Regions from separate parts of the Homo sapiens genome. Here all the other regions are linked to region 3. A link is a loop called in an ENCODE intact Hi-C map of the cell type or tissue named here. Cell type or tissue: GM12878. All regions are shown on one strand.

Region 1 (5,000 bases), 320 kb before region 3:
TTGTTATGACAATCAAATGGCACAATGTGCATGTTCTGGCCCAGCATCTGGCACTTAAGAGTTCAATACATGGCCACAGCCATGGCTATAATAATGAAAATGACTTTTAAATTAGAAAATGAAAAGGCAGTTCTAGGTGAGGAATACCAAGGGCCTTAAGGTCAGTGTTTGGTAGGGCAGACTCTGGACTGACAGACAGAAATTTCCCCCTCAGATGTGCCAGCTTCTTTTTCCCTTAAAAAATTGAGTTTGTGTTTTCCACCCTCATTGGCTGTGGCATTATCATTTACAGTTATTTTTCATGGTTCCAGTTGGTTGCAGTTGTTCTGTCTCACCTTTGCATGACATTTCTTGGGTCAAACAAGAAGTGGAAGCCTTTGCTGAGTTCCTGGGCCATCTGTGTTTGGGGCACTCACAGCTCACATGCTGCACCCATTTCCATGCTGGGGTCTCTGTGATTTTCTTCTTGATTTCTAGGAGACTTTAATTCAGTCAGGGCATGAACACTGTTATCAGCCTCTGAGCTACAAATACTTCCCTTGGAAAACCCCCTGTCTTTTGTAGAGCTTCTTTTTGGAGATATTTTTTCCCCCAAGTGCAGAAAGATCCACCTAGGTACCCCCTCCCCACCCATTTTTTTTTTTTTTTTTGAGACAAGAGTCTCACTCTGTTGCCCAGGCTGGAGTGCAGTGGCACGATCTCAGCTCACTGCTACCTCTGCCTCCTGAGTTCAAGCAATTCTCCTGTCTCAGCCTCCCAAGTAGCTAGGATTACAGGCATGCACCACCACTCCCATTTTTGTATTTTTAGTAGAGACGGGGTTTCACCATATTGGTCAGGCTGGTCTTGAACTCGACCTCAGGTTATCTGCCTGCCTCGGCCTCCCAAAGTGCTGGGATTACAGGCTTGAGCCACTGCGCCCAGCCCACCTAGGCCCTTTATGTAGCTCAAATGGAGCCAGAGACTGGGGGCTTGAGGAAACCAGGTCCTGCCTGCCACTCACTTCTAGGCCTGTGCCCTTGGGCAGGGACCCACCTGAGGCAAGAACGGGACTAGGAGGGAACCCGAGGATGTCCCCAACAGTGGGCTTGGGAAACTGTGGGGGTGACTTCCACCTGCTTGTGGGAGGGATACTCTGTAACCTTTCCCCCTTAAGTGTATTCTCTGCCCCGTTAGGAAAATAACCTTCGAAGGCCAAACCTGGAGGCATTCAACAGGGCTGTCAAGAGTTTACAGAACGCATCAGCAATTGAGAGCATTCTTAAAGTATGTGAAGCTGTTGAGGGTTTGGGATCCCTGTGTTGGCCCTGCCCTGCCTCTGGGGAGGAGAGCAGGGCCCACTCCCTTTCCAAGGGAATCTCTGACCATCTGCTTTGGTCTCTTTCCACAGAATCTCCTGCCATGTCTGCCCCTGGCCACGGCCGCACCCACGGTAAGCTGTCCCCCAAGATGCCCGTCATGGCTTGCTCCTCAGCTGGTCATCACCATTACAGCCTGGACTCACCTAATGCCACCTTCTTGGTTTCTTTATAGCGACATCCAATCCATATCAAGGACGGTGACTGGAATGAATTCCGGAGGAAACTGACGTTCTATCTGAAAACCCTTGAGAATGCGCAGGCTCAACAGACGACTTTGAGCCTCGCGATCTTTTGAGTCCAACGTCCAGCTCGTTCTCTGGGCCTTCTCACCACAGAGCCTCGGGACATCAAAAACAGCAGAACTTCTGAAACCTCTGGGTCATCTCTCACACATTCCAGGACCAGAAGCATTTCACCTTTTCCTGCGGCATCAGATGAATTGTTAATTATCTAATTTCTGAAATGTGCAGCTCCCATTTGGCCTTGTGCGGTTGTGTTCTCATTTTTATCCCATTGAGACTATTTATTTATGTATGTATGTATTTATTTATTTATTGCCTGGAGTGTGAACTGTATTTATTTTAGCAGAGGAGCCATGTCCTGCTGCTTCTGCAAAAAACTCAGAGTGGGGTGGGGAGCATGTTCATTTGTACCTCGAGTTTTAAACTGGTTCCTAGGGATGTGTGAGAATAAACTAGACTCTGAACAACTGCTTTGTTACCAGTGTCTCAATTTGACTTGGGACTTAGTGACCATTTTAAGGGAGACTGGTGTGCCACAAATCCTGGGTGGCTTGATCCTGCCACGTGGATGCTGTCTGGGTGAGCTTGTTCTCACACTGCCCTCCTGCCACCCCCATTTCCAGAAAGGTGATGATAACCCTAGCAATCTTGAAAATCCACAGAACTGCTACCAGGTACCAGGAGCCGTTCTGAGCATTTTACCTATGCTATCTAACTTATTCCTCACCCCAACCAAGAGTATGTTTTCTCCGTTTCATGGGAAACTGAAGTTCGGCCTGGTTGAGCAACTGCCTAAGCTGATAGTGGCCCAGCTGGGGCTTGAATTCAGGTCCCTGTGGTCTGGAGCATGCTAATCCTGTGGCATGTCTCCCCCTAGTGGTCCTTCCAGAAACTGCAGCCGCCGCCCCTGCTCCTCCCAGGGCCAACATCAGGGATCAACATCCCCTGACCCCCTCAAGGCAGCAGGTTCTGCTGACACAAGCCACCCAATTCTTCATTCCATTCCTTTAAAACCCTCCAAGCCTGGAGTCTCCACCCCTGCCTAAGCCCCCAGCCTCTCCTGCCTGATGATTTAGCAGCCACCCTGTAGGCCTCCCGGCCAGCCCTGGAACCCACACCCTGACGATCTGTGCTCTACTGGGGAGCCAGATGGAGTTTTAGAAAATGCAAATCTGACCATGTGGATCTATACTGAATCCCCCAGTCCTCGGGGTCTTCTGGACCTTGTCCATATCCTTAGGACAACGTATAAGGCTCACCTCCATCTGTTGCTTCTGTTTCCCCCATGGCTACCACCCTAATCAATGCTCCAGCCAACAGGAGTGCTGGGACTTCCTAGACAGCCTTCCATGAAGCCTCTCTTCATGCCCTGGAGCTTCTATCCACATTGTCACCTCAGTCTGGCATGCCCTTACTTGGCTTGATGAGTTCCTATTCCATGGACCAACTCAAACTCTGCCCACCTCTGGACTGTCCACACCATCCCAGGATGGGGCCCTCCTCCGAAATAGGTGGGTACACAGGGACCCACTGGAGGGACAGCCACTGTGGCACGGAGGTGGTGCAGACCAGCCTGGAGGCAGAAGGCAGGAGGCTGGGACATCCCGAGTGTGGCTTCAGTCTACCACCTGGCCCTTTAGCCCTGAGTGCCCCCCTCTAACTCCCCTGCACACCACCCTGTGGCCCTACTCAGTCTGCCAGTGGAAGGAGGGGCAGAGGGGCCTTCCTCTGTCACCACGTAAGCAGCAATAGCATCCTCTCTGATTCCTCTCAAGTCCCAGAAAAGCGTCAGAGGCTGACACCAGGTGCAGGGGTCCTGTCCCCCTTTTTCCTGTTTTCCACCTTGATCCATCCCTCCCTTGAGGTTATGAATAAGGAACAGCCCGGCTGCTTGAATGGGACTGGAGATGATGGAAGATTTATCTGCTACAGGCTCAGAACTCTATTTCCCTAAATTCTTCCCCCTAAAAAATCGTTATGTTCCCACAGAAGAACTCTCTTTTCCCCCTCCCCCCACCTCTCCCCAGCCTGGCTCACTGAGGGCATTGCCTGGGGACCAGGGGATGTCTGTTGTTGGACTTAGCCTGGGAGGAGATACAGAGGATGCTGCTGCAGTTTCTGGATTGACCACTAGGGGGAGGTGTGTGCCACTGGTCTCAGGGCACTTCAGAGGTCCTGGAGGAGCCAGGCCTGAGAGGGTAGGGTGAGAGGTCTGACTCTGGACTGGGTTTCCCAAGTCTCCTGCACACCCAGCTCCCCCCAGCCCTCACTTTCCCTCCCTCTCGCACGTGACAGCTAGTCCTGTTTTCATCCTGGGCTGAGGCAGCATTTGTGCCCCAGCCCCATGTTCCCAGATGAGTCGCTGCTTGCCACCTCCTCTTCACACCCTGGAGAGTGGGTCAGCAGCTGTCTCCTCTGCTGGTCCTGTGTTAGTGACTGATGCCTGCAAGAGGCAGGGTTAGTGGCTGGATCAGACACAGACCTGGTGCACGAGGCCAGTCGTCAGGACCTGTCGCTGGCGGAGGGTGGCACGCGGAGGTGACATGCTGGAGAGGGCAGTGGGCGGACCTTTTCAGATGCGCTGGGGGCTCCTCGCTGACCTTCTGGAATAGTATAGACTGCAGCTTAAAGCCAGACTGGGGCCAGAACCAAGTGGCAGTCAGTTCCTGGACAGGCTGGGGGAATTTCTACATGCTTTGACAGAAGGTTTATGTTCCCTCCAAATTTGTATGTTAAAATTGAATCCCCACTGTGATGGCATTAGGATGTGGAGCCTGTCCTTTGGGCCAGGTCTGTGTGTCCAGATGGCGCCAGGGGGCAGCATCGCCCCATTATAAATCCCAGAACCACCAGAGAAGGCCCAAGTTCCTGCCTTCCCACATCCCAGGTGTCTGCTCAGGGGGAAGGTGGATTACAGCTCTCAGCCAGGAATTTTATTTTTCACTTAAAAACTATTGTTGGAGCGAGACTCCATCTCAAAAAAAAAAAACAAAACTATTGTTTTTCATTGGAGGAGAAGATGGGAAAGCGTATATACTCTTTACTGAAAAACTTGGAAATGCAGAAAAATAGAACAAAGGGAAAATTGACAGAAAGGCAAGTGCCTAAGGAGGGCAGAACTCAGAAGGCACAACAAGCCTCACCCCTTGACAGGAATCCTCCCACTCCAGGAAGGGGCTCTGTTCCTCCTGCCCTGGACTCAAGCCCCCATTTGACTCAGTGGAGCAACTGCTCTGAGGACCCTCCACGGCTCCCCCAGGCTGGGGCGGGCATAGGTGAGACACTGGGCCAGGCCTTTCAGGCCTCCTGGCCTTGTGCAGTTGGCCCAGCACAGTGCGGTGGGGGTCATTACAGACAGCACAGGACCGACGGATGGGCGTGGACCTCATCGGAGGCA
Region 2 (5,000 bases), 500 kb after region 3:
AGAAAACCAAAAACATTCATTAAATGATATATACTCTTTTGAATCACTGCTTTAAAACTATGAGTAGAGATTATAAAACAGCATTCATAAACTCAAAAAATACCTCCTCCTACACTAAAATGCTTACTGTCCATGTTTTAGAGCAAATCATTCCATAGTCTCTCAAGTTACATTTGTTCCCTAAGTCATGCAACATTTTAAACAGAATGTATGGTCAGAAATTAAGTGTTATATATAAGCAGGATTCCATGAATGGAAATGATAAATTGCTATTATGCAGTAGATATTATTAAAATGAAGATTTAATGCCATAATGTGCTACTGATTACTCAAAACATTTTGTGCATTGCTTTTGTATAAGAAGCAAGTGACACAAAAAGGAGGACATTCTTTGCCTGTTTCCTGTAACAGCCTCTGTGAGGTTAGACACTTAAGATTATATCAAACTTTCGGCTACCATCATATGCCATGAACCAACTGATAACTAAATCCCATGTTTTTATTTATTTTCATTTATTTTTAGACAGTCTCCCTGTCGCCCAGGCTGGAGTGCAGTGGCGCGATCTCGGTTCACTGCAACCCTGGTCTCCTGGGTTCAAGCGATTCTGCTGCCTCAGCCAAATATAAAATACAAAAAAGTTTTTTTTTTTTTTTTTTAGTAGAGATGGGGTTTCACCATGTTGGCCAGGCTGGTCTCGAACTCCTGACCTTGGGTGATCCACTCGCCTTGGCTTCCCGAAGTGCTGAGATTACAAGGTGTGAGCCACCACACCCGGCCACAAATTATGTTTTTATAAATACAGCTTTATGTTGAATGTTGGGATTCCTAGCCTGGGCAACATAATGAGACCTTATCTCTACAAAAAGTAGAAAAATTAGCCAGGTGTGGTGGCACACATCTGTAGTCCCAGCTACTCAGGAGGCTGAGGCACGAGGATCACTTGAGCCCAAGAGGTAGATGCTGCAGTGAACTGTGACTGTGCCACAGCCTGGGCAGCCTGGGTGACAGAGTAAAACCCTGTCTCAAAAAAAAAAAAAAAAAAGTTGGGATTCCACTTTTACCTTTCACCATTGCCTCTCTTTAGGGATAGGAATCTTTCATTTTCATCTGATTACCTGTTCACGCTGTAAGTATTTAAATGTACTCTGTGACAAAATGACACTTGATTGGCTAATGTAGTGTTTCTCTGTAAAGGATCTGCCTAAAGAGAAGCTGCATGCACATATTTGCTAATAACATCTACTAAATAAAATGGTGGTTATACAGTACTTTCCACTAAGGTCTTCAAAGACTTTATAATTCTCCATGTCCTTGGTTTGGGAAATAATAAACTTTTAAAGGGCAAAGCCTCAAACAACCTAATTTTAAAGAATGTTAAGAATTCTGGCCGGACGTGGTGGCTCACACCTGTAATCCCAGCACTTTGGGAGGCTGAGATGGGCAGATCACGAGGTCAGCAGTTCAAGACCAGCCTGGTTCACATGGTGAAACCCCATCTCTACTAAAAATACAAAAATTAGCCGGGCATGGTGGCGGGCACCTGTAATCCCAGCTACTCAGGAGGCTGAGCAGGAGAATCACTTGAAACCGGAAGGTGGAAGCTGCAGTGAGTCGAGATCGTGCCACTGTGCTCCAGCCTGGGCAACAAAAGCGAAACTCCATCTCAAAAAAAAAAAAAAAAAAATTTCTATTCATTCCCTAGTCTCCTTTATTTCACAGGTTTCTTCCAATATACCTAAAAATCCAGTATGAGCATGCTTTCTTATACATTAACCTTCTCAGATGTACAGATGTTTGGATGTAATCTTATGCCTATTGCCAAATTTACTGTTAACCATCCTAGGGTAGGACATATATTTTATTACTTTTATGGTATGAGCTGCATTTAATGTGCCAGAATATAAGCACATTTGTCTTAGTCCAAGAACTATTTTCAGTTTAGTTTTGTCACCAGAATCATGAGAGGTATCTTTTGACCAAATTCAGTTTCATTTATTGTTTAACTGCTAAGCAATGAAGACTATTAACAAACAGATTATCATTAACTCTAAATAATAAAACTAAATACAGACTAAACGCTTACTTAACTAAATTATAAAAGTTCCTTCTAACAATTCCATCCCTTGAAGTTTATCCAGAAACCTACCTACCTTTTTGCTCTTTGGAAAGCTGTTCAGCTTGGTCCCAAATTTCGGTGGCATAGAGGAAGTTGGATGTGACCTGAACATAGCTGGCTGCCATCTGGTGGATCTTCTGTGGAATGGTCACTGAAGAACCACTTGCAGAAGCACTACTGGCCCCAGATGAATAATTTCCTGAATTGCCTGGTGACAGCTTTGGAGAAACAGGGGAAGGCATCCCCACAGCTTTGCTACACAACAGAAATAGGAAGCTTGTTCATATGGACATGGTAAGCATTATAAAATCAAGTACTACTAGCTCTTTCTACATGAAAGCATTTAAAATGTAAAGATTCTCTTAAACTAGATGGGTTTTCAGAGAGCTACAATTTCTTCTAAATAAGTACTATAATCTTGTAATTCATAATCTTGTTATCTTAGAATCTGTAGCCTTTGTTTTAATGAATAACAACAAAACAAGAGATGGACAATAACTGAAGAAGTCATGTACCTTGTTACAGTTCAAAGACTTAAAAGCCAGATCCCCTCACTCTCTGCTCAACACTTTCCATCTGTTCGGGCATATAATTACATATTTTTTATACTGTTTTGTAGAAAGTTTGGTGGAATTCACATTTAACCTAAAAAACTGTGGTAGAAGATGGGAACATCTTTTATTGAACTCCACAATTTCTGACACTTTCCTAGTTTAACCAAATTACTCAGAGGTAACAAAGAGGTACAGCTCTCTCAAGCAACTGTAATCACCCCAAGCTTCCTGCCAATTAAATATTTCTTAGAAAACATACATGTTGAAATCTGGCAGGTTCATTTCAGGAGTATTAAAATTTGTGAAATGTTCAAGACTATGATCACACACTAAAAGAAAGGAAAAATCAAAAGTTGGGGTAAAAATAAACTTGTGTATACACATATATACATATTTTGGAGACACTCATGCTCTGTCACCCAAGCTGGAGTGCAGTGGCATGACCTCGACTTACTGCAACCTCCACGCCTCCCTGGTTCCAATGATTCTCCTGCCTCAGCCTCCAGAGTAGCTAGGATTACAGGCGCGCACGACACCACACCCGGCTAATTTTTGTATTTTTAGCACAGATGGGGTTTCACCATGTTGGCCAGGCTGGTCTTGAACTCCTGACCTTGTGATCTGCCCACCTCGGCCTCTCAAAGTGCTGGGATTACAGGCGTGAGCTACCATGCCCGGCTTGTTTGTATTTTTATCTGCACTTTTAGCATTATAAACTTATGTAAGAAAATACACACAGGACAAAGAATGTCAATTCTTATAAACATAATAACTGAACAGATACAATTTAAAAGGTTCCATGGTGTTTTTTATCCTTTGGGAGATAGGTGGGATGAAAGTGACGTGGAGATGAAGGAGAAATCACAATCATGTCATTGTTACTAAATTCTGGCAGTGCCAAGATCTGACTAAAGATAAGCCTGCTGTGATAAGTCCAAGTAACTATGGAAATCAAACTGTGAAAAGGGTTGAGTGCTAGTAAAAACTCAGATTTCTTAACAGGTGAAACGTCTCATATCTAATCTTTATGATTATGTTCATTTATATTTTCAATTCCTAAAAAATACAGAGAAAAAATTATAACTTCTAAAAATATTTTATCAGAGATGGTTTTACTTATTTAAAAAGTAGTCATCTTTCCATTTTTGGAAATTGGACCATACTCATTTCACTTTTATTGCCACAATAATATTTTACATAATAAAATTTTACCTACCTTCCCAAGCCAGGCGATGGTGCTTGAGAATTATTATAAGAATTCTGTGGAAAAAGTAAAATGTACTTAACAACAACAAAAACCACCACTACTTTAAGAAGTTCTAAATATATTTAAAAGCTTTGGGCAAGAGCTCATCGTGAGCAGCTGTAAATATTTAAGACACCAAAATACGTGTGTGTGTGTGTGTGTGTGTGTGTGTAAAAGTACAAAAGAAATAAATTATTAGGTGAGAGCTGGGTGTTCTGGAAGACTTCACAGAAGAGGCAAGGAAATAATGAGTAACACATGGATAAAGGGAAGGGGGATACATCCCAGCTACTCCCAGCTACCTGGGAGTAGCTGCAGTGAGCCATGATCGTTTTTTTTAAAAAACTCCCTCTTAAAAAAGGGGTGGGTGGGTGGGTGGGTGGGGAGAGGGGAGAGATGAATCATACTATGCACAAAGGCTGCAGAAAAGACAGTGTATGTGCCCCATGCAGTTTGCCTAAAGCAGAGGTTTAGACAAGGAACAAGAGACCCCTTGGGGCCAGGGTAAGGAGTTTAAACTTGACCCAGCAGGCAACTACTGAAGGGTTCCAAGTCATAATCAGAGGCAGATTTTAGGAGGATTTATGTGGTACTGGCCTGAAGAAACATAGGAAAATCTTTTAGGAAACTAAGATAGTAGTCAGAAAAGGATGGCATGAAAACAAAAGACTTTTTGTTTGTTTTTGAGACAGAGTCTCTCTCTCTGTCACCAGGCTGGAGTGCAGTGGCATGACCTCGGCTCACTGCAGCCTCCGCCTCCAGGGTTCAAGCGATTCTCCTGCCTCAGCCTCCCAAGTAGCTGGGACTACAGGCGTGTGGCACCATGCCTGGCTAATTTTTGTATATTTAGTAGAGATGGGGTTTCACCATGTTGGCCAAGATGGTCTCAATCTCTTGACCTCGTGATCTGCCTGCCTCAGCCTCCCAAAGTGCTGAGATTACAGGCGTGAGCCACCGAACCCGGCCGAAAACAAAAGATCATTTAAAAAGTAAATACAGCCGCTGCACATGGCTATAAGAGTTCTACAATCAGATACACGTAGATTAAAAAACTCAAAGAAACCTCAAACTTATTTGAAAAGT
Region 3 (5,000 bases):
CTGATTTCCAGTTCTTTTCTGGCCTCTGGGCTGTGGCTCCTTGGTCTTAGTACTTGATGGTCAATTTACTAGGACTCACCAGAGATCCTCCATTTACAAAAAGGGCCTGCCACTGCACAGGGCTGAGCCAGCCCCAGAAAGAGGGCGGCATGGTTGGAGGAGGAGGGGCTGTGACTGGCAAGCTTGCTAAGGTAGAGAACCCCTTGTCTGCAGAGCACTGTGGCTGGTGATATCTACGGACAAGAATAAATTGATAGGAAGGGGCTTTCGTCACCTTCAGGGTTTTAATTCAGAGTGCACACTGCAGGGCTTTGTCTCAAATGTGCCAGCCTGTTGTCACTGAGAAGCTGCCAGGCCGGCCTGTGTTTGGAGGAACCTGACTCTAGCTGATAAGGCCTTTGAGTTCCTTGGGTTGTATTGTTGAAAGGGTTGTTTTTTCTTTTTATATTTAATATTCTTTCCTTGAGGCTTAAGTCAGCATGTGCTGACTTAGTAATGACTTCACTTTTAATAAATTCTTCCTCATGTGAGGATTAAAGGGGGCCTACCATGGCATCTTTAGCACATGGCTTCAGAACATGGCGAAATTTTCAAGAGAGAACTGTTGCTTGGGGGCCTGAGAGGCCACAGGGATGTACCCCCAGGAGACAGTCAGACAGGAGGGGTTCAGAACGCCATCCGCTCCCTAGCGCCATGAACTTAGAGAGAGTTCTCGCTGTTTTCTTGTCTGTGTATTCACAAAGATACCATAAAAAATTAATAAGGAAGGAACCCAAATTAAACTGCTAACTCGACCTCCCTTGTTTTGAACAGGGACAGAAATTCTTGGCAAGTCAGTTCGTATAATATTCTCTACGTTAGGAGTGTGCATATTTTATGCATTTGGCTACATGGTGCTGCCACTGTTTGCTTACTTCATCCGAGACTGGCGGATGCTGCTGGTGGCGCTGACGATGCCGGGGGTGCTATGCGTGGCACTCTGGTGGTGAGTGTGACCTTGTGCCCCATGTGCCCACTGGCAGGATGATTTCTGTCTGGCCTTCACTAGAGGGCAGCAACAACCCATGAATCCCTATTTTGTCTCCCAGAGACAGGAAGCATAGATTATAAATTATTTCAGAATGTTTTCTCCACACTCAAAAGAGCCAAAACAAAACAGAATCCCATGACAGCAACAGACTTGCTCTCAGCCCTGTGCTGGGTTGCCCCAAGTGTGGGGAAAAATAGCAGTAGCTGTGAGAAGATGGGGTCCAGCATGCCCTGTAGGAAGTTCCCAAGCCTCAGGGCAGGACAGTGTAGGCCCTAGTTCTGGCTGTGTGCTGCTGAAGCCTCATGCCACAGGCACTGGCACCAAAAGCAAGAGTCCTCAGGGTAGCCACATGGAGGAAGCCAGGCTCCTTCTGCACCACCAAGGTAGAGGAGTTGAACAGGCAGAGAAGAGGCCATTCCAGACCAAGAGGGGAACACTGCAGAGGTGCTAAGGTGGGAATCACCCCTTGCAGGTGGAGAAGGTGAGATCACCAGCCCAAGTGGAGCAGAGAGCATTTCAGGGCATAGTGGGAGAGTAAGCCGCACATCATGGGGCCCAGTCATGACCGAGGGTGGGGGGCGGCTACCTGGTCCCAGCAAGGTGGAAAATAATATCCATAGAGCACTCAAGTGCCTTGATAAACATGCTAATTTTTTTCCTTTTTTTCTTTTCTTTTTCTTTTCTTTTTTTTTCTTTTTTTTTTCTCAGACAAAGTCTCTGTTGCCCAGGCTGTAGTGCAGTGGCGTGATTTCCACTTACTGCAACCTCCGCCTCCCCAGTTCAAGCGATTCTCATGTCTCAGCCTCCCGAGTAGCTGGGACTACAGGTGCCTGCCACCACACTTGGCTAATTTTTTTTGTATTTCTTTGGAGAGACGGGTTTCACTGCGTTGGCCAGGCTGGTCTGGAACTCCTAGCCTCAAATGATCCACCGGCCTTGGCCTCCTAAAGTGCTGGGATTATAGGAGTGAACCACTGCACCTGGCCAAACATGCTATTTTAGGTAGAGTATCTGACTAATCTGTTGGATAAATCAGGGGTAGGGTGAGGAGAGAAGAGAAGCTAAAAGGCCAGTGCAGAAGCTTCTGTTGGTGCCGGGGACAGGGAGGAGAGTGTAGCAGGGCCTGGGCTGACATAGACATGCACAGAAGCCAGGCTTCCGGAGCCCATCTTGCACCCATCTCCTCAGCCCAGCAGATGGCAACACTGCTCTTCAGAAATGGAGGTGGCCAGCCAGCATGGGGATGCCGTCAGGGGGTGCAGGGCTCTCCCATTTTTGTGCGGTGTGGGGTACACATAAGCTCATCCACCCCAGGTTATTGCTGCGTGTGGATCAGCTCTTTGCTTCTGGCTTGTGATCACCAAACATTCCACAAGCTCTGGTTCTGCAACCTTATTCCCACCTATGGCTGTGCTCTACCTGGTCTGTGGGTCTGCTGTTGGCAGGGAGGCCTCACTGAGATTGGACCTTGTACTGCCAGGTTCATCCCTGAGTCCCCCCGATGGCTCATCTCTCAGGGACGATTTGAAGAGGCAGAGGTGATCATCCGCAAGGCTGCCAAAGCCAATGGGATTGTTGTGCCTTCCACTATCTTTGACCCGAGTGAGGTAAGCACCATGTGGGTGTGGGTGAGAGGGACAGACTGACCGTGATTTGAGAGCAGCAGCACCCAGCCCTGAAGTCCTCCCTGCTCACAGCAGCCCAGCCCTCTCTCCGCCCAAGCCCCAACTGCCCATTCCCCCCATCCCCCCACTCCCCACCCCCACACGGGCCCTGTTAACACTCAGAAGTTGAGGAATAGGTTACAGCTGCCTCACTCTTTTCACCACGGGTTTCAGATTTTCATTTTTTACTTCCTTTCTAGGCAATCATATATTTTAACCATTACTTCTAACAATAAATACTCTTTTTGAGTAATAGGCCTTTCATAAAGTCAGCATTTGGGAAAATCATTGTTTCTTATACCTAAGGTGGCTTGTCACCTTACAAAGCTAACCCCAAACGTAAAATGTAAAGCACAAATAGATTTGGAGTTAGAAGTATTTCATCTCTTGAGTATTAGCAATTATTCATTAAAAAGAAAAAAAAAGTGTTTAGTCTCTTTCTGCCCTCCAATGGTTAATTATTGCATATCATCTTGGAGTCAGGTCCTTTTTGATGTCCACCTCTTCCCCCTACCCCACCCCTCCCGTCAGCCCTGTTCTCACACACCATGACTCATTTCTTGGCTCTACCTAGTTCCTGGTTCTTGCTTTTCCTTCCCGTTCCCTCTCCTACCATCTCTGTAGCAGGCAGTTTTCCTTGGTCTCGTGACTATGAGAGGTTAGAAGCTGTAAATGCTGCCTGGTGGGGTTCTGGAATGTGTCTGTGGTCTGACTGGAAGATGAGGGGTTGGGTGTGGGAACAGCCACAAGCAGCCCTGCTGAAGTGTGAGAGGCAGGCATGGTTGGGCTTGGAAAAGAGGGAACAGTTATTGTAGACAGCGGAGGCCAATGGCCACTGCCAGCCCTGCAGACTTCCCAGTGAGTGGTGGCCCAGCAGCCACTGTCAGCATGCACCAGAAAGGGGTCCTGTGCGCAAAGGTCAGGCAGGAGTGTGGCAGAGGGCTTTTAAGTTAGGTGGTTTTGGGGGCTTTTAAGTGAGGGGTCAATCTGGGTGAATGCATAAGCCCCACTGGCATCTTTGAGGAAATGAGGCTATTTCAGGGGATACTTTCAGTCCAAAGTTGACCTTTTGTTGAACTTCTAACTCTGGAAAAACAAGCTCCAAACCTGGGTTTGCTTAAGAAAGCAACATCAGTGTGTTTAGACGTGTGGTTTATTAATGGCCTTGGCTGTGCTGAATTTCATAGGAAGTCACTCTGGGTGAAGCTCAGGTCAATTTTCCTGTTTTTCTATTTGAATTCTTTTTCCCTGGAAGCACACCAGTAACTACATAGTATAAGGACTCAAAACATTAACTTTTAAAAAATATCAGACCAATAAACCACACAGCCAGGTACTCTCTCTGACCCAGAGGGCAGGGAGCCAGGCTTCGGGAGGAATACTTAGAGGCCTCCTTGGAATGTGGCCACCGACAGGAATATGTGGGGGTGCAGTGAGGAAGCTGTCAGCCTGGGCCTCTGTCTTCCTGTACCCTTGAGGGACTGGTCACTTACTTTTCCTCATTTTCATTCACTCTGATTTGTTACTGACAAGGCCTAGGGAAGTTTTCACAGCCTAAAACACAGTCAGTATACTTACTGTTCTTAGAAACGTAACACTCCCCGACGCTGAGATGCAGACAGCTAAGATGCCAGGGATTCAAGTATGTTATTGTGTGCTCTGAGTCTCTGACCACCTCTTCTTCCCATACACTTATGATGTTGTTCCTGCAGTTACAAGACCTAAGTTCCAAGAAGCAGCAGTCCCACAACATTCTGGATCTGCTTCGAACCTGGAATATCCGGATGGTCACCATCATGTCCATAATGCTGTGGTATGTAAAAGAGACCTGCCTGAGGCTTCCAGACAAAGCTTCTTGAAGTGGCCATTGGGCCTCTTGTTTACAGACATGCCTCAGACAAAATTCAAAGCCTATGTCATCAGAGAGTGAAAAGGATATGTCTTGTGTTAGATGGAAAAAATGGGCATGTCACAATTCTTAATGGGATGGAACCTCAGAAAAGGAGAATGAAAACAATTGTGGAGGCTGTTGTGGGAAATATGGACTCTTGTGGGGAATCTCTCCAGATCTTAAGATGAATCCTTGCCCAATTTGGGTCATTTAGTTCCCGTCTCCTACCCAGTTACCGACAGTGGCTGAGGAGGCCAGGTAGGGCTTTTAAGAAGGATCTGAGTGAAGACACCATGTCCTGTAGGCTGCAGAGGCTGCCAGTTACTTTCTGGAAATGTGGAAGTGGGATGTGCTCCTCCTGGGATGTCCATAAACGGTCCTGGAGTCAGGGCTATAGCCTAGATGTCCTTACCAG

Evidence for each region. Peaks named below come from ENCODE experiments on the same cell type or tissue, not always from the same donor. Only the 100,000 strongest peaks of a DNase experiment are listed, where the experiment ranks them.
Region 1: it touches region 3 in a loop (7-fold over the local background); 17 of 110 quality-filtered maps call a loop at or near these places.
Region 2: a loop joins it to region 3, with 10 times the contacts of the local background. A loop is called at or near these places in 21 of 110 quality-filtered maps.

What each region holds. Positions count from the first base shown.
Region 1 is chr5:132,061,136-132,066,135 of GRCh38, forward strand. IL3 (interleukin 3) reads left to right here. Exons shown (of 5, transcript NM_000588.4): 3 at 1,177-1,266; 4 at 1,391-1,432; 5 at 1,534-2,069. The coding sequence ends at 1,656. It overlaps LOC105379174 (a long non-coding RNA gene), which reads right to left and starts at 1,577. Exons shown (of 5, transcript XR_001742531.2): 1 at 1,505-1,577; 2 at 336-473. RefSeq lists an insulator at 2,845-3,843 and an enhancer at 4,081-4,587. In GM12878, CTCF peaks have their summits at 2,481 (motif pointing left), 3,739 (motif pointing right) and 4,405 (motif pointing right); DNase peaks (open chromatin) are centred at 2,416, 3,736 and 4,416.
Region 2 is chr5:132,881,189-132,886,188 of GRCh38, forward strand. It overlaps AFF4 (ALF transcription elongation factor 4), which reads right to left. Exons shown (of 21, transcript NM_014423.4): 19 at 3,888-3,931; 20 at 2,152-2,372. Among named protein-coding and RNA genes, the nearest start is that of LEAP2, 10 kb to the left of the region's middle. In GM12878, a CTCF peak has its summit at 2,241 (motif pointing left); no DNase peak of the experiment used is centred here.
Region 3 is chr5:132,384,515-132,389,514 of GRCh38, forward strand. It overlaps SLC22A5 (solute carrier family 22 member 5), which reads left to right. Exons shown (of 10, transcript NM_003060.4): 4 at 814-985; 5 at 2,511-2,637; 6 at 4,407-4,507. Among named protein-coding and RNA genes, the nearest start is that of MIR3936HG, 17 kb to the left of the region's middle. RefSeq lists enhancers at 1,104-1,433, 1,927-1,976, 2,117-2,326. In GM12878, CTCF peaks have their summits at 1,049 (motif pointing right) and 2,221 (motif pointing right); DNase peaks (open chromatin) are centred at 1,057 and 2,247; H3K27ac peaks cover 373 bases.